2 separate regions of the Homo sapiens genome follow, and region 1 is linked to region 2. A link is a contact called in ENCODE Hi-C data. All regions are on one chromosome and are shown on one strand. Each heading gives the region's core, a stretch centred on a gene start or an enhancer-like site at or near the end of the contact. The rest is flanking DNA. Distances are from core to core; before and after follow the strand shown. Region 1 has its middle 87 kb from the start of HTR2A. Region 2 holds the start of LCP1 (lymphocyte cytosolic protein 1).

Evidence for each region. Hi-C counts contacts between places; a loop is a spot of excess contacts on that map. Pooled maps may share reads with other maps.
Region 1: a map with no recorded cell type shows a loop between it and region 2 (7-fold over the local background). The contact joins the enhancer-like site here to the promoter of LCP1 in region 2. A Hi-C loop is called at or near these places in 3 of 37 single-sample maps with no recorded cell type and 5 of 50 pooled maps.

What each region holds. Positions count from the first base shown.
Region 1 is chr13:46,981,861-46,985,362 of GRCh38, forward strand. No RefSeq gene overlaps it. Among named protein-coding and RNA genes, the nearest start is that of HTR2A, 87 kb to the left of the region's middle. Within about 2 kb of position 2,136, at least 5 of the 41 ENCODE cell types and tissues checked have a DNase peak (open chromatin) inside an H3K27ac peak, as active enhancers do.
Region 2 is chr13:46,180,857-46,184,415 of GRCh38, forward strand. LCP1 (lymphocyte cytosolic protein 1) reads right to left here and starts at 1,321. Exons shown (of 16, transcript NM_002298.5): 1 at 1,255-1,321. RefSeq lists an enhancer at 984-1,413.

The sequences.
Region 1 (3,502 bases), core at 886-3,385, 800 kb after region 2:
ACATAAGTGAGCCACAAAAGGCCAAATATTGCATGATTCCACTTAGATGAGGTTTCTAGAACAGTCAAACTTATAGAAGCAGAAAGTAGAGTGATGGTTTCCAGGAGTGGGGAGAATGGGGAATTGCTGTTCAATGGATACAGAGTTGCAGTCATCCAAAATGAATAAGTTCAAGAGAACTGCCCTACAACAATGTGCATATAGTAAACCACACCGTTCTGTCTGTACACTGAGATTTGCTAAAAGGCTAGATTTTATGTTAAGTATTTTCTACTACTTTCTTTTTTAAAAAGAATATAGTATCCAATGGAACTGCCATCATCTGTTGCTCCTCCCACCTATCTGTACCAAATTCCTGTGAAAGGTAGAAAATAAACAAATGAACCATGTTAAATTTTGGACCTGAAGATAGATATGTTAAATGCGAACTGATTTATTGAAGCCCCTGGTTTAGGAAAACCTGTGAGTTTTTCAGTGATTCATGATATTAGTGTTCATAATGTGGATGATTACTTTTTTCAAGCAGTTTTAGATTTACAGCAATATTGAGAAGAAGGTACAAAGACATCCCATATACCCACTGCCCTCCCCTGCTGGCCTCCTCCATTATCAACACCCCCCACCCGTGTGGTACATTTGTTACAATCAATGAACATACATTGACATATCGCTATCATCACTCAAAGTTCACAGTTTATATTAGGGCTCACTCTTGCTGTTGTACATTCTATGGGTTTGAATAAATGTATAATGTCATGTGTTCACCATTAAAGTATCATACAGAGTATTTTCACTGCCTTAAAAATCCTCTGTGCTCTGCCTATTCCTTCCTCCCTATCCCCAAACCCCAGCTACCTCTGAGCTTTTGTACTGTCTCCATAGTTTTGCCTTTTTAAAACAAATTATCTTTGCTTTTGAAAAGACATAGAATAATAATTACAACATTATATATAGATGTGTATCTATGCAATATAGGGTTTCCCTGGTGTAAGGCAGTAAGAAGGGGTGAGTAAAAGTATAGAGGGAGCTAGGTCTGAAATTAGAAATAGGTGTCCTTCCCTTTTACATGGATGGAGGAGGGTGATTGGTTTTGGAACAGGAAGTTCAGGGAAGCTTCACCAGAACTTGCCTTAGCCCTTAGCATCCCTAGCCAGGTGTGTTCACTAACCCTTGTTCTGAGGAATAGCACTGTGGCAGAACAGATGTTGGCACTGGGCCCTGGTAGGTAGGGTTCTTGTCCCTCTTTTACTGGCTGGTGAAGGCACGTGGGAATAGTTCTCAAATATGGTTTTCCTGTCTGTAAAATTAGGAAACTGATTTATCAGACCTAGATTGATTGCCTGGACTTTTCATCACAGTCTCAATCTCAAATCTGAGGTTCCCTTCTCTGACTGTACATCGATTTTGGCTTTGTATATGTGGCCACTGAACTTCTCAGGTCTGTCCCAGACTGAATCTTTGATCTTTTTTCACTTCTGCAAAATGCAGGAAGCCCTTTCTTTGTTGTGGTCCCTGTGATGCAAGCTTGGTCAAAAGAAGAAAAGAGCAGAGCTGTGATAAGCTGATTTTAGCAGCAGCGCTCCATTTAGCACCAGGCTGTGTATCCCCCATGAACAGCACAGCCCACTGGGTGCTGGTGGCAGGAATGGCTTTTTGCAGAGACCAAGTGGGTCCAAATGAGAAGGGATTTTCCCATCTTGAACTCCTCTCTTCTGCTGAATTTTCACTGGGGTATAATTTGTTAGTATCTGGCATCGATCCCCCTGCAGGTCATCATACCCATTCCTTTCAGAATGTGGCTGGTAGTCATGGGCAGGGAGAGAGGGACCTTGTATGGAGTTTTGCAGACAGGGCTTCTGATCCCATATACTACAAAATCATTAAAAAACCACCTATCATGCACATGCTGTAAGGTAGGCATTGTGAAAAATGTTTTTCCGTACATTCACTCCCTTATTTTGGTCACTAAACTGCATGTTCATTATCTTTTCAACCACAGGCTTTTGTCCAACATTATAATATTGAGACCTATGGCATACCCTATACTCTTTGTTTCCATCTTCCAGATCCCGAGTCCAGCTACCAGCTCACTACACCTCTGCTGTCCTGCTGTACTTGTATCTTTAAGACACCTGTGAGACCTTTTCTGTGCTTTCAGTTTTATGTGATGGCTTGGCATGCAAACACAAGTATCTCTAGGAAGGCATTCAGGCCTTGAGAACCCTTTGGGGTGTAGTAACAGGAACTTCCTCTTGTGAATCATGCCTTTCATGTAAGAGCAGTCCTGTTAGGAGCACATTATTGACCTCTGCACCTATTCATCAGCCAGAAAGTGTTTATTTACTGAGTATATCCTGAGGTACTGAGATCATTGTCATTGCAGTGTTATTTTGGATTAAATATACATTTGTATTTTTGAAAATTTTGGCATAGTCTACTTTCCCTTGAAAAGAATAACATCAGTAATAACTGGCTGATTTAGGAATCTGTTGACTAGCTTGTCATATAATAGCTTATTTTTCCCCCTTTGAAACTGAAATAGTTGGATTTCTGTAACCTGTGGTATTTTTCTTGGGAATCATATATGTAAAGACTAAATTAGAGGTGAAACTAAGTTTAGTTTGTACATTAGATTTAATTAGTATGAAATTAATTTTAATGTTCTTTTTTTTTGAGACAGAGTCTCACTCTATTGCCTCAATTACTCCAAATTAATTTTCATCGGAACTTCAATAAACATTTTTTTTTTTTGAGACAGTCTCACTCTGTCTCCCGGGCTGGAGTGCATTGGCATGATCTCAGCTCACTGCAACCTCTGCCTCCCGGGTTTAAGCGATTCTCCTGCCTCAGCCTCCCGAGTAGCTGTGATTACAGGTGTGTGCCACTAAGCCTGGATAATTTTTGTATTTTTAGTAGAGAGGGGTTTTTGCCATGTTGGCCAGGCTGGTCTCGAACTCCTGATCTCAAGTGATCTCCCCATCTCGACCTCCCAAAGTGCTGAGATTATAGGTGTGAGCCACCATGCCTGGCACTGATAGTCTTTTGAGAGAAATGTATTTGTTCATTAAATGTAGTTCAAACAATTCTGTTTCCTCTCAAAAACATTGAATAATTTGGGGAGAAAAACTAACAGATATGTAACTATTAGAGAAGTATCAAGTGTGTTGTATGTGAATTTAAATATCATAGAGAAGGAAAGGTCAGTATAGGTTGAATGAATCTCTTTAAATTATAAACAGCCTATTCCTGCCTCTGGTTGGTTTTATACAAAATGTATTAGTTGAATTTCCCTATACTCAGACCATAGTACTGATAGCTCACCAATCTTTGATTTATAAGAATGGTAGAGGTTGTTCCTGGATTCTGCAGATACAAAACATGCCTGTACCTAATCACATTTGGTTGATAAATTCATTTAAAAAAACCAGAAATGTGAGTTATGGAATAAAAATTACCAGGAGAAATACCAAGAATAAAAAAATCTCTTATTCTTAGGAACAAA
Region 2 (3,559 bases), core at 71-2,570:
TCTTTTACGGGGTTCAAGTCCCTCTTATCTCAGTTTCACATTTTTGCTTGTTTGAAACTATTCAGGTGAGATGTGCAAAGTAACATTGGTGGTCACATTTTGCAGTTTCCAGAAATTCACATTTATAGGTAAATGATTAATTCTATTCAAATTTGTCTACACAGACATTCTTTAAACAATTATACTTAATAGAAACCAAACTTATGACAAATGTATGTAAATTCAAAATCAAGATGTGTGTGGATAAGCCACCTTTATTTGCTTACTGATAGTTCTGACAGAGTAATTTTAGAAAACAAGTTGCTGTGTAAAAGAAAAGTTCGGTTTTGATAAACATCCTGATTAATGTTCGCATTTCCAGTCTGAATGGCTTTTATAGTTATCATTTGTCAATGGTTCTTAGTGTTATGTGATAGTGGTAATTAAGTAAAAGCTTATACTACAAAATCCAAAGTGTCTATGTTTGGGCAGTTTCTGAAATAAATATCCCATATCAACTGTGTAAAAATTTCTATTGTAGATAAAAGCCTTTCTCCCAGAATTTGAGTGAATATTCATTGATATGGTCATAAGCATAACAAATAATTCAGACAATCCTACAAAAACACTACAATTAAGCATTATACAAATTGCTTTTATTTTTAGAGAACAAATGGAAAAGAGAAAACCTCTAATTCCATGTGGTTATAAAGCACACCCATTAAAAACCCTTGGCGCCAAAAATCACTCAAATAACCAGTATCACATTCAGTAACATATGACTCTAGATAATTTATCCACTAAAGTACTGTAAAGAAGTTTTTTAGAAAAACAGAACCGCAGGAACTAAAATTAAACTACCCCCATTGGGCCAATAAGCCATACAATCTAAATTATCAATACGCGCTTTTCCTGAAAACATTTTAAAGAAGATAAAATCACAGTAAATAGCCTCCGTGAAATAGAGCAATAGAAATAAACCAGAACATGGTTTGGTTTTAAAAGGAAAAAGAAACCTTAATTTTGGGCAGGGGTGATAACTGCAGATAAGTTGAGAAGAACCCAGCCCAGAGAGCCGAGGTGCTCCATCTTGGATGGCCACGCGAGGTGGCGGCAGATGTCCTGGCCAGTTAGACAGTGGCAGGAATCACAGAGGTCTCAGGTGACATGCTCAGATCTCTGGTCCCCTGAAGGCAAAACCCACAATCCACAGAAACAGTGCCGAAGTGCATCACAAGCGCTTAAAACCAACAAAAACACATGAAGAACATTTACCTTGCAGGAAAAAAGCTGTCCTTGGTAGTACTGGTGTATGACCAGGAACCCCTTCTTTCTGATCTGCAGAACAGCTTTGTCAAGCCTGGGTGTGTGGTCACAAGGCAGGAAGTGACTAGAATGACAAATCATCAGCCAGGAAAGAAAAAGATTTTGTCTTTATAAGGACATTTTAACTTTTTTTTCATGTCCCCGCCCCACCAAAAATCACCTGACAGAACAGGTCACAGTGAAATTCAGACACCTCCTACCACTTCCTCTTTTTTTTTTTTTTTTTTGAGACAAGGTCCCGCTCTTTTGCCCACCTCTTTATAAGCATTTTTCTCTCTCCCTTTCTCCTCCAGCTGTCTTTGAGTAGTCCCTGGGCTACTTAAACCTTTCTGATTCTAGATAGCAAGGCAAGATCAGCCTGATAACTTGACTTCTTTGACTCTAGTTGCAAAAGCAAAGCCCAGATGCCTACCTACTTACAGCAAAGATCAACAAATTTTTCATTTTTAGTGAAAGAGCCAGGGAAAAAGGTGGCAGTACACCTGAAACAAATGAAAAGGGACTTCCTTGGGAAAGCCCCACCCCACCTGAAATCAAACCTCTCTGGAGTCCTCTAACAGTGATCTTATTGGTGCAAACAAAACAGAACGATCTCTTTAAGTGAAGGACATGAAAAGGAAGGTTACTAGATTATTTACTCATTCTTTTATTTATAGAACATCTATGTGCTAGGGATCTCTTTAACCCAATTAAGTATCTCAATTATTTAAGCGTTTCCTATAAAGAGCAGCAGTAGATTGCACAGGCAGCTGTTATATTTAAATGGGTAGCTTAATTCCTTCTTACAGGCAGGATTTTTTTTTGAATGCACATTTTATAAAATTAGCAGGTGGTGGCAGGGGAAGCTCTGTTCTGTACCCAAACCCCAGATGCTTGAGGGCAAATTCCTATCTTCAAATGGAGCATCCTCAAGTGCTCACAACAGTTGTGAAGACTGTGGCACCCTGAGTTATGTTGACTAAATATTAGACATGTCTCCACATTGCCCGGAGACTGTGTGTGACTCCAGTAGTCAATCTGCCGTTTAGGAATGAGGGTATGTGGCTGTACTCCCAGGTCAGATGCTGCGCTGAAGATATCTGCTCCAGAGTTGACATGCGTCCGTGTCCGCTGGGCCACGGGCCTCTCAGGTGGTCACGGTATTCTGACTGGTTGGAGGGCTGCCCTTATACTTCTTTTGCTTTTTTGATTTCTCCTCTAGAAAGTTCCTGTTTCTGACCTTAAATGTTAAACCAAACTGTTCTGGTTTATCTACTTCATTAGCCAGTGGTGTGGTGACTTCATCAGAAGCCCACAGGGGCTATCTTGAGGAACTGGGTGGGCGGAAGAACAGGACGAGACGGTGGGGATTCTAGAAACGGTTCACCTCACAGAGAGCTATCAGCCCTCTTGTGATTTCCCAGGGAAGACTGAGGGGGTGATGGGACTCTGTTTTCTCCATCGCATAATCACTCCCAATTAATAAGTTGCAGAGAGCTTTCAAGAAGCACCTACATTCTTTCAGGACACCAGAGGAACATCCATGCATCACTGTTACAGCACTGCTCACGCTACAAAGCAGCAAAATGCTGTCTTCATTCGGGGCCCTGCAGCAGGACTCTGTAGATAATGTCCTGCTGGTGTTACAGATACAAGGGGTTGTAACTGTGGACCTCCCTGATCTGGTTCCACATCCTGGTGGCTTCAGGATGGCATAAAGGCCCAACAGTAACACTTCATGAAGGGGAACAGATATTTATTCCTTTACCTTGGAGAAGGAAAGCACAGTGTTCTGTATCTAGTGGTGCCTGGTCATCTGAGGCCGGAGGAATCTATGAAGAAGAGCAAAATATATTTGTGCATTGGTTCAGCAAGTGTTTGCATGCCTGTCTGAATTGGTGATTCAGAAATAAATAAGACACAATCGCTGTTCTCAAGGAGTATAGTCTAGTGGGGAAAAAACATGTAAGTAAATAAATGCCATCTATAATAGAGGGGTGAAAAAGGCAGTGTGATATCAAAGCAGTTGCAGATTTGAGCAGAGGTGATGTTTGTTAAGTGAAGAAAAAGATTTAGGATTCCAGGCAACGTCGAGGTTGTAGAAGATGAAAGGCATTGACCTGGGTACTGCTTACAGCCACCCAGTTAATAGAGTCGTCTTCTACCCTAGCATCCACGGCAGGCACCCACACCCCCTCAGCCACATCCTGGCCGGCACCATTGCAAGCCCTGCCCTACTCCCTCAATCTTAATCTCTTTATCTGCCTCTCATTGG